Linked DNA regions of Homo sapiens: region 1 is linked to region 2. Evidence: chromatin contacts called from ENCODE Hi-C data. All regions are on one chromosome and are shown on one strand. The core of a region is the stretch at or near the end of the contact, and the rest is flanking DNA. Distances in the headings are between cores, read along the strand shown. Region 1 overlaps TCF12 (transcription factor 12). Region 2 holds the start of RFX7 (regulatory factor X7).

Region 1 (5,336 bases), core at 601-3,100, 1.0 Mb after region 2:
GTGTGGCAGTATCTTGTGACTTTGGTTCTTCTGTTCGGAGTCATCATGTGTACTCTCTTACATGAGTATCTTCCTGATCCAAGAAGAAATAGTACAATGACTCAACCGTCAGAAAACGCTCTTGTTACCACTCATGTTCTTCATTTCTTTATTCAGAAATGCTGACTATATCATCAACCAGTTTTCTGCCAATTATCTAGCTTTTTGTCATGAAGCCTTTATACATGAAAAAGTTATCACTTGTATTTGGATCAATAATGCAAGTTTATGATATGATGCTTCTTCCCCACTTGCAAGCACATCAGTTAACACCCTCTAGAATCTATTAATGAATGGGAAGTTATTATATATGTTAGAGCCAGAATGCCCTTCTCTCTGGTGGAATTTTACTTGTTCAAAGACTGTTCTTTATATCTTCCTTTTCATGGACTAAACATAATTCAGTTCCTTGTGATTTTTTTTTTTTTTCCTCAAGACAGAGTCTCGCTCTGTTGCCCAGGCTGGAGTGCAGTGGCACGATCTCAGCTAACTGCAGTCTCTGCTTCCCAGGTTCCAGCAATTCTCCTGCCTCAGCCTCCCGAGTAGACTAGCTGGGATTACAGGTGTGCACCACCATGCCCGGCTAATTTTTGTATTTTTAGTAGAGATGGGATTTCACGATGTTGGCCAGGCTGGTCTCGAACTCCTAACCTCAGGTGATCCACCCGCCTCAGCCTCCCAAAGTGCTAGGATTACAGGCATGAGCCACCTCGCCCAGCTGGTAACTTCATTTTTATAATCTGCTTTCAGCAGTATGTAGTTTTTTTCCCAATTTTATCAACAGATTAAAGGTAGTAAGTAAAGGCAGATGAGTGCGGGGTGTGGAACAGAAAAAAATATCAAGTGCAGTTTCATTTGGTCAGTTTCGTGGCTGTCTCATTTTGAACTGAAAGTCTGGAATTTGATAGATTGTTTGATAGATAAACTACAAATATTAGTAACTCACCTTTTCCTGAGGGTTTTAGTTCCTACCGCCACTACATATATAGGGTCAAATGAGACTACATATAGGGTCAAATGAGACTACATATAGGGTCAAACCAGACCACAAAGAAGATTTCATTTAGGGTAAAAGAAAAGAAGAGTTAAGGCAGTTATTTCGTAAGTCAGTTATAACTGTAACATTAGCACACTGGAGAAAACCTCAAACTACCTCCCCCACAAAAAGTATCCAGCAATCTAACAGATTGTACATGTCAGGGACTTTAGGCAAGAGCTAGTTTACAGATCCTCTAAAACCTAGATCATTGTTTCATACTCTGTAGAAAATATAGACTACTATGAAACAGTAAGTATTTTTGCTTCAAAAATAAACTTTGAAGTTTTTTTGTTTGTTCTGGGATTTTTTTGTTGTTGTTGTTGTTTGTTTGTTTGTTTTGAGATGGAGTTTGACTCTGTCGCCTGAGCTGGAGTGCAATGGTGTGATCATCTCGGCTCACTCCAACTCCCGCCTCCTGGGTTTGAGCAATTCTTCCACCTCAGCCTCCTGAGTAGCTGGGATTACAGACATACACCACCACGCCCAGCTAATTTTTTTGTATTTTTAGTAGAGACAGCGTTTCGCCAGGCTGCCCAGCCTGGTCTCAAACTCCTGACCTCAAGCGATCCGACCACCTCGGCTTCCCCAAGTGCTGGCGTTACAGGCGTGAGCCGCTGAGCCCGGCCAAAAAATTAACTTTGAAGTTTTAAAATAAAACCATGCCACTATTTCTCAGTGCAAAAGAGACTTTCTAAACTGATAGATTATTTCAAAGAAGAGTGATGGGAGAGGTAACTTATGCTCAGGTCCCAGATAACCACCAAGCTGTGAAAAAGAGCACTAGGCATTCTGCCCTAACACTTCTCTTGGAGCCTGTGTCTTATTTTTCTTGTCTCGCTCTAGTTAGTTCTACCCATTTCCTCTTGTTTTCTTCTCAGTCTCTCTTACTCGTTCAACTTTGTCTTCTTATTCTCATCTCGTTTCCTTCTGTTTACTTCCTGTGCTTTTACTACTTCTCTATTTCATACTGCTCTCATAGCTCTACCTTTATCTCTTTATAATGTGGAAATTTTCCCACTTAGGTTAAAATTAAACTTTGGGCATTCCCACCTATCAAAAAAGGATCAAGAATTCTTTTAAGTTTAAAAAGGCATCAAGATATGAGACATGTAGTGAATGCACTTTGTTCCATAGATTGTATAGGCTAGTGTTTGTCATCTTAGAATATGTGTTAAGGTTGCTAATTTCATAAAGATAGTTATCTGGTTTCATAAATTGGATAGCAGATTAAAAGTAGCAAGAGACAGGGCAGCAGGAACAATGCTACTAGAATCAAAATGGCTAAGACATGACCACAGAATGACTGGTTATAAACGTACAAAAATTTGCCATCCTGTAATGTAGGCCAAGTAGCTTTGAATATCTTAGTTTTCCGTCCCTAAGAGCATTGCTGTGTACCTAAACAATACTGTGGTTATTGTTTAATAAGGAAGTAAAAGTTATGATTCTATCTAAAACTATTTTATTAAAAATTTAAAGTAGAAAATTTCAGAGTTACTGCTATATATATTATATTGGGAACATAAGTATGTATAGAATTTGTACTAATAGAGTAAAATATTCTTAATAAATAGCAAACATTTGTTGAGGACCTACTGTGGACCAGGAACTGGGACCAATATGAAAATGAATGCAAGGTAGCCTCTGACCTCAGGTGCTCTCAGTTTAGATGAAATAAATGTAAACTATTAACACTGTGGTTGAGTGGAGGCAGCAGCAAATTGAGGGCTTTACCATTGTCTCACTACTGAGGAATGAATGAGTAGCACCTCAGAGCTCAGTTATTGCCAACTTGAGTGTTATTAAAATGAAGGTTTGCATCATTGCGGCAGCTGTTTTATACGCCTATAGTTTGTGATTCTGTAATCGCATGATCTCCTTTAAAAATCTTACCATATAGCCGGGTGTGGTGGTGCACACCTGTAGTCCCAGCTACTCAAAGACTGAGGTGGGAGGATTGCTTGAGCCCAGGAGTTGAAGGCTGCGTTGAGCCATGATCATGCCACTGCGCTCCAGCGAGGGTGATAGAGCAAGACACTGTCTGAAAAGAAACAAACAAAAAACCTTACCATACACATCAAGTAAAACCATTTCAGTATACCTTAAAAGGAAAAAGTTCATTAAGTCACTTAGCAGACTACAAATTTAGTGCAGACCTGGATATAGATGAGGAATACCAGCATTTTTTTGTTGGTGGGAGGGGGAAGGTGTTTTATTTTTAACAATTATGTACTAACTGGTATTGTCCTCTCCCTTGGCTGTCCCTGCCACAGTTCCAGAGTTATCAGTAGGCTAGATAGAAGGTGACCTCTCCTCATAAGGACTTGGACAACTCAGATTATCTGAAGACACAAACCTGACAGGAGGGAGAAGAAAAAACAAAACACTTGAACCAAGAAACTCAAATGTAATCCTACGATCAAAGCAACTGGTCAACACTTCCATCAGAAGTGAAGATAGGAAGCTCATCAGATAGAACATCAGCCCATGAGATGTTTGCAACAAATCTTTTGTTGCAAGCAGTGTGTCGCTTCTGCACAATCAGAGACTGTCTCGATCTCTCCACTCACCGTGGAAGTTGCCTTGTGCCTAAACTGAATTGACAAATGCATTGTAACTACAAATTTTATTTATTGTTATGAAACTGTAAGGTCTACATATAAAGGGAAAAAGTTAATGTGGAAAGCTGATCTACACTCAGCTGATGCCAGCATACATTAAAGCGGTTCACGTGCAGAGAACAAAGCAGTGACAACCATTGGCCCTTAGCATTCCCGGCATACCTATTAGTGTCTTAAAAAGGAAGGGAAAAGTCTTTTGTTGCCCTCTCCTATCCTCTTGCCATATGAATAGCGTTTTCCATGAAATAGGAAAATATTACTTGGTATAGCATTTCTCTTGCTCTCATTTTTTGATTTATTTTTATTTTCTCTTTGTGGGTGTTATATTTGATCTCTAAATCTGAACAGTTTATGGTCACAGTCCAGCCTCCTCCGTGCAGCCCTGTGTGCTTTGCACATTTACCTTACAGTGGTAAGCAGAGACCATCTGTGACCATAGCCTAGCTAGCATTTTAAAAGGGGAAATTTTGTTCTCTAGGTTTTCCCCCAAATAAACATTGCTTTATTTCTAATAATAACCAAGACTTTTCAAGCTTCTAGATCTCATAGGAAAGCTTGTAATAGCAAAATTGTAAATTACAAGGGAAGAATCTACTTTTTAGAAATCGCTTTGTTTTCCAAGCAGTAAGTACTACATACAGTACTTGTAAAGTGTTAGCTGTAAGTAAGCACAAAATACATTTAAAATACAAAGACGATTTTTTCAGGCTGTGATTATGGTGAACATAACAAAACCCAGTAGTCACCAAGGCAGGTAGTGTGATAAATGAACACACCACTCTGAGGCTAATTACCTAATGGAATACAAGAGCAATGGTCACCCGTATTTCCTTATCCTAGCCTTTATTTCTCTGTCATTTGGATGGCTGGTCAATGGGGAAGAATTGAGTGGGTGATTTAATCAACTGCAAACCATCTGCCCCTGTCCCAAAATGATGAGCCAGATTAGCATTAAACCAGTACTTGTCAGTCCATCTTAATACTGTTCATTAAGGCACTCTCTGTCTCTAATCCTTAGGAGTTGTTTTAAAAGACATAATCACTTTGAACTTCCATGAAACCTGTCTTCCACCACAACAACCCTGGGAGAGAAAAACATGCTAAAGGAGGTATCTTGGCTTAATAATTCCTTATAGCCAATATCAACAGTGGCAATCAGCACACAGAGGAAAGGACCCAAATCACTATGTAGCTTAAAGATTTCTGTTAATTTGAAAGAACAAAAACAAGACAGAACTTCTGGTACTCTAATCAGGATGATTCCTAACAAGTCAGTCATTTGTGAACTTAGTGGACTTTTTGGTTACTTTAATTTGCATATATTCTCCAGTTACATCGGACTCTATCTGTGGCCTTGTTCTTCATTTCAGTGTTAATCAGCTAAACAGAAGTTGTTGCTTATGATGTGTGAGTGAACATATGCCACTGCCTGGCCTTTTTTTCTTCAGAGCTTGTTGTCTTTTTCGCTATATTAGACTTTGCAGTATGCCCAGAAGCTTTCCTTCATAAAATAGAAAGAAAAAAACATTTGGCTTATTTTTCACTGTAGCTAGTCTTTTATACAATAATCTTGTAAGAAAATTTCTTGAATTCTAAATATTACTCTTTCTAGATTTTTGAAATCAAAAAGTTTTCAG
Region 2 (5,060 bases), core at 2,148-4,647:
TTATCAAACCATATTTCAGTTTAATAAACAGAGTAAATTATGAACTGATAACTTATTGTCCAAAGGCCTACATCACATACTATATTTATATTTGTAGAGTAGGAGGACAAGTACAGACTTGTTTGTGATATGCAAGCCCAGTAATTTAGAAACTATGATAAACCAAATGCAAAACCCATTTGATAATTTTTAAATGTCACATTTCTTTTGAGTGTAATTTTAAACTCTCATTAATAATGGCACCAAAGGATGATTCAGGAAGTAGTACAAAACTGATAGTCTCTCAGAATATTATCAGGTGATAAAATAATTTGTAAAATAATATTATTGTCTCAAAAATGTGAAATATCTAACTGCAATCATCTATTAAAAATGATTTAATACATATATACTATTTCTTAGGAATATATGGTAGTAAAGGAGTTTTCACTTTTGATATCTTTATTTTACATAGTCACTTGATGAATAATATAAATCCATTCTTGTGGAGCAGGGGGTATGACACTATTAAGTATATTTACTAATTTTGTTTATTATCTACAAATGTTGTTTATTCCGAAATTTTAAGTATATAAAAATCATTTTTGCAAATAGGATTTCTAAAGTTGATCATTAGATGCCAATAAGTGTATCATTACAATTTTAAAACAAAAATATAAATTTTCATATTTTGGGATTCACGTGTTTGCTGCCCATTATTTTTTCAGAGCAAGTACCAAAAACTGGAGTGCACTCTACTTCAGAAGTTTTTCTCATGTTAAAGTCAGAGCAGTTAGGCTGTAATGGATGTGCCAATATAAAAAAAAATTAAATTTACACATTATTTGCCAAAAAGTGCACTCGACTATCATCATTATTCAAACATTTCAGTCAGTTGCCTCCACAACTCACTTATTTTAAAACTATAAAGTGAAGATTCCTTTCCCCTCTTGTTCTCATAATCAATTAAAATATACATTACTCATTCAACTTTTAAAATTTGTCTCTCTTAAAAGATTTTAGTCCATTAACTTGGATTTCCCACATCTGAATGTAAAACCAAGGTGCTTAATTCAATTTAATGATGATTTCAGAAACACAAAGTTACGTCACGTTACTAGAGGTTAAAAACACACACACATACACACTGGTTTTGTGAAAACCTTGATGGCAAGCAAGATATTCACCATCTCTTCTTTTAAATTATAGCTTTAAAAAGGGGGTGAGGGTATCCATTGAAGAATAAAGCCTGCTTTCTGTCACACACACACACACACACCCCAATCATATCTATCAGACCTATTCAAGTTGCCACAACATGACTATTGTCAAAGCCAAAAAAATTCTCCTTTAAAATATTTAAACTTCATTTTAAAATTAAAACTGAAAGCAAGATACTCAACTGCCAACTACTGTTGATGAAACTATTAAAGCCTGCACTGACCTACTTCATATCAGCATCATGACGGCATGGATGCATGCCAAGAAAATAATGAAAATTACTATATAACTAACCTAAATCTTGTATTTAAAAATTGTCACTTTAAAAATGTGCAAATACTGTTCATGCAACGCCAGTTGCTTTACGATATGTTTTCAAAATGAGAAAATGAGTTTTGATATTTTAGTACTCATATTCAATGATGGCCCTGCAAAGATTTCATTTCCATTTTCAAAATCAAGGCTTTTTAAAATACCATATAAAATTCTTTTTAAACTTCTATTAAAAGCAATCTTAGACCAAATTCCAAATATTACTTTCCATTTAAAAAATATTGCTACACTTAAAAAAGGCAGTTAATGAAGCATCCTACAAAACAATGCAAGTTCATGTTCAAAGAATATTGCAATGGCTCTAACAGTGGATGGACTTAGTGTATTTAATTATTAAAAGATTCCCACTAGACTTTAGGAGTTTAATGCTGAAATATTGGAAATTTTCATACAAGAAAGTAAAATAGCGAAAGATATTCCATCAATGGTTTCTTTTAAAAAGACATACAAATGGCAAGACATTTGATTCCCTATATTTTAATTTAAAAAAAAACCACTTTGTTGTAAACTACCATCTTAAAATATTTTATACTAAAAAAGCACTTTCTTCACAATCAATGCAAAGAATAAACTCCCTGAAAAAGAAATTTAATATTAGGATAAGGGAGGCAAAAACATTCAGAAATAGCAGCTAACCCAACTGAAAGGAAGAGACACATTAGGTTTTGTGCTGCATATTAATATTCTTACGCACAGTATCTGTTTGGTGAAAATTCACAATACACTTCTTCCTCCTTCTATGGCTGCAAAAAGGAGTAAACACATTTCACATTCTCCAGTTCCAAATTCATGCCACCATCATGCAATATGACTTAATTTCGACCCATATTTCTGTTACAATGAGTGAAAAAATAAAACCAAAAAACTTGTTTATCTGCACTCACAATTGAGGAAGGGGTAAAAGCATTTTTTAGCTAAGAAGACAGGGGCTGATTGATGCAAAGTCCGCACACCTCCAGAGATCCTACAAATGTGCACCCGACTGGGGAAAGCCACATTCAATGAATGCATCAGCCTCCTCCTCCGCTCCCCCCGCCCGCCGCCCCCCACCCACTTTGCAGCAGAAATGTGCCTGGGCTTTTTCACGCGAGCGATGGAGGATCCTCTTACCAGATGGAGTTCTTGATCTTGTGTTGCAGCGCGCTGGCCTCTGTCCCTGGCAGCCCGGGCACAAGGGCTGGCAGGGCCACCCCCGAGTTGGGGGCGCTGGGGGGAAGCTGCTGATGGGCATCAGGCTGCTGTGGTGGCGGCTGTTGTTGTTCCTCTGCCATCGCTGCAGAGGGGTGGGAGGGAGGGAGGGAAAGATGGGGGCGCGGGGAAGGGTGAGGGAAGAGACCGGGAGGGGAGGACGAAGGGGGGAGAGGAGGAGGGGGAGGGGGAGGGGAAGAGGAGGAGGAGGAGGAAGGAAGCTGGATAAGCTAGGCCTTTACCCCAGGGCTCGAGTGAGTCGCTTTCGCCTGCCGCCTGGGGAACATCACCGGGGAGACCAGCGGCTCCTCACGGCCGGGGCGCTTCACCGCGGGAGAGGCATGGCGGCGCCCCTCAGCCCCCCGCTGGCGCCGCCGCCTCCTCCCGTCAGCGGCCGGGGCTGTGGGGGGGTGAGATGGGGGCGTTTGAAGACGAAGTGGGGGGGGCAGGCTCCCCCCAAAATCCAAGAAGAACGGTTGCTCAGGGATTTGGCGGCCAAGCCTTCCTTCCTTGTCCCCGGGGCTTTCTACTGCCGGGTCCCCGTGCTGCTGCAGCCCCAGGCACCGCTCCACGCCACTCCCCACGCCGCCGCCGCCGCCGCCGCTCGCTCCCGGCCCCGCCGCCGCCGCGGCCGCCGCTGCCCTGCCAGCCCCGGAGGCAGCCCAGTGCGCGCAGCCGCACTGCGGCCCGGCGCAGACCGCACAACACCTACCGCTCCGCCGGGGGGCGTGGACCAGGGTGTGCGGGCCGCGGGCGCGACGGGCCGGGATGGGGGCGCACGGCGCGGAGGGCGGCGCGGGCCAGCGGGCCAGGGAAGCGCGCCGCTGGGGGCCGGGAGGAGTCCGGCCCGGCTGGTGGAGAGCAGGAAAACGTGGGGGAGGTGCTGGCGAGAGAAAGAGAACTTGCGTGAGGAGGAGGAGGAGAAACCAAATTTAATAATATTTGGCGTGGAAATGGGATTTGGGCGGGGGAGGCATCTTCAAAGCAAGTAAAGAGAAATCAACATTATCCCCCTTCCCCTGCACATGCATGTGAGGATTACTTCCTCCCTGAGTAAATGAAGAGAACTGAAGCAGGTAAGACGATAAACTGACTTTTCAGAAGCCCCCAAAGAAGAACACCCGTTGGAATTAACCACCCTTTAGGTAATTCGGTCTTGAACGGAAATCGCGAGTCAGGAGCTGGGTTGAGTGCTCCTCGGTCGGGCATTCAAAGCCCTCCAAATCTGGCCCCACTTTAACTATCCAATCATAGCGGCCTCCATCCCCCTGCAAGAACTCCCGGCTCCAATCAGGGAAGTCTCCATGCCATCCTCAACGCGCAGCAGATTCATTCTTCCTTCGTGCCTTTGCTCATGCTGTTCCCCTCCACCTCCCCACCCCACCCCACCCCCTTTCCAGGAATGCCCTCCCTCCTTTATACCGCTCCCAATTCCACCCAGGCTCTAAAGCATAGCTCAAGTCGCGGCTTGTCAGGGTCCCTGCAGCCAAGGCCACTGCCTGCCTCTGAAAGAAACGCATGTAGTACTCACAACATGGAGGCTCAGGCGTCAGCCACGAGCTCCTTCCTTTGGAGCCCGTTGAACACCCGCCCTCCCCCCGCAGACTCCGCACCATTCCCCCCCTTCCCATTCATACCTAAATGATAGCTTTGCCACAAATAAGTCAGTCTCCTTTAAGAGCAGAAGAATTGGCTTTTCTAGGTGGGGCTGATCAGGGAGGCTGCGTGGATGTAGAATACAACAGCCAAGGCCTCTGGCACCAAATGGAACAGCTGTTCAGCTCACACTGACCTTTCTTTGGGCCCGTGGGTGTTATGAGCCCTTCAGCTTTAACTTTTCTGATAGAGTGTCTATCAGGTTTCTACCTGTTAGATCCTCTGGCCACTTTCCTGCTGTGTGTGGACTTTGGGCTGTGGGGCTCTGCCACCTTTTAGACTCCTAGTGGATGGTGAATCTGATTGGCTTGGGTTGCCTGGCCTTTGAGTTCTCAGTTCCCTGCCTTGGCCTGAAACCCTCTTGCTTTTGTCCACTGTGCCCTCTCTCCTGGCCCACAGACTTAAGGCCCAGACTCACACTGAATGCTTGCACGTGGTGAGGGTTGAGGGTGGGGGTGCAGGGAGGAAGAACACCTGTGTGCAAAATAAGCCGCCCCCCCGCCCCCGGGGCCTCTTGGATTACGCTGTGCTCCAACTACCCATTGCACGAGTTGCATCACACAAATGAGCCCCCTTTTCCATACTCTAAGGTCTCTATTAGCTTAGCCACTTTAGGAAACTATAGGTGGTTTACGACATTCATTTTGCATACATATCTTCATGTGGGTGTGTAAAGACAGTAT

The links. A loop is a pair of places that touch in the nucleus more often than their neighbours do. Pooled maps may share reads with other maps.
Region 1: a loop to region 2 is called in a pooled map, with 3 times the contacts of the local background. The contact joins the enhancer-like site here to the promoter of RFX7 in region 2. A Hi-C loop is called at or near these places in 2 of 37 single-sample maps with no recorded cell type and 3 of 50 pooled maps.

The regions. Positions count from the first base shown.
Region 1 is chr15:57,282,806-57,288,141 of GRCh38, forward strand. TCF12 (transcription factor 12) reads left to right here. Exons shown (of 21, transcript NM_207037.2): 21 at 3,352-5,336. Among named protein-coding and RNA genes, the nearest start is that of SNORD13D, 6.8 kb to the left of the region's middle. RefSeq lists an enhancer at 1,974-2,033. Within about 2 kb of position 1,851, at least 2 of the 41 ENCODE cell types and tissues checked have a DNase peak (open chromatin) inside an H3K27ac peak, as active enhancers do.
Region 2 is chr15:56,240,482-56,245,541 of GRCh38, forward strand. RFX7 (regulatory factor X7) reads right to left here and starts at 3,398. Exons shown (of 10, transcript NM_022841.7): 1 at 2,964-3,398; 2 at 2,644-2,806. The coding sequence starts at 2,804. It overlaps LOC124903569 (laforin-like), which reads right to left and starts at 4,337. Exons shown (of 3, transcript XM_047433428.1): 1 at 4,253-4,337; 2 at 3,502-3,698; 3 at 2,870-3,401. The coding sequence starts at 4,337. The coding sequence ends at 2,952. It also overlaps a transcript of TEX9 not described here. RefSeq lists silencers at 2,924-2,993, 3,084-3,143, 3,294-3,583, 4,074-4,123 and enhancers at 3,370-4,015, 4,016-4,661, 4,374-4,423, 4,662-5,060.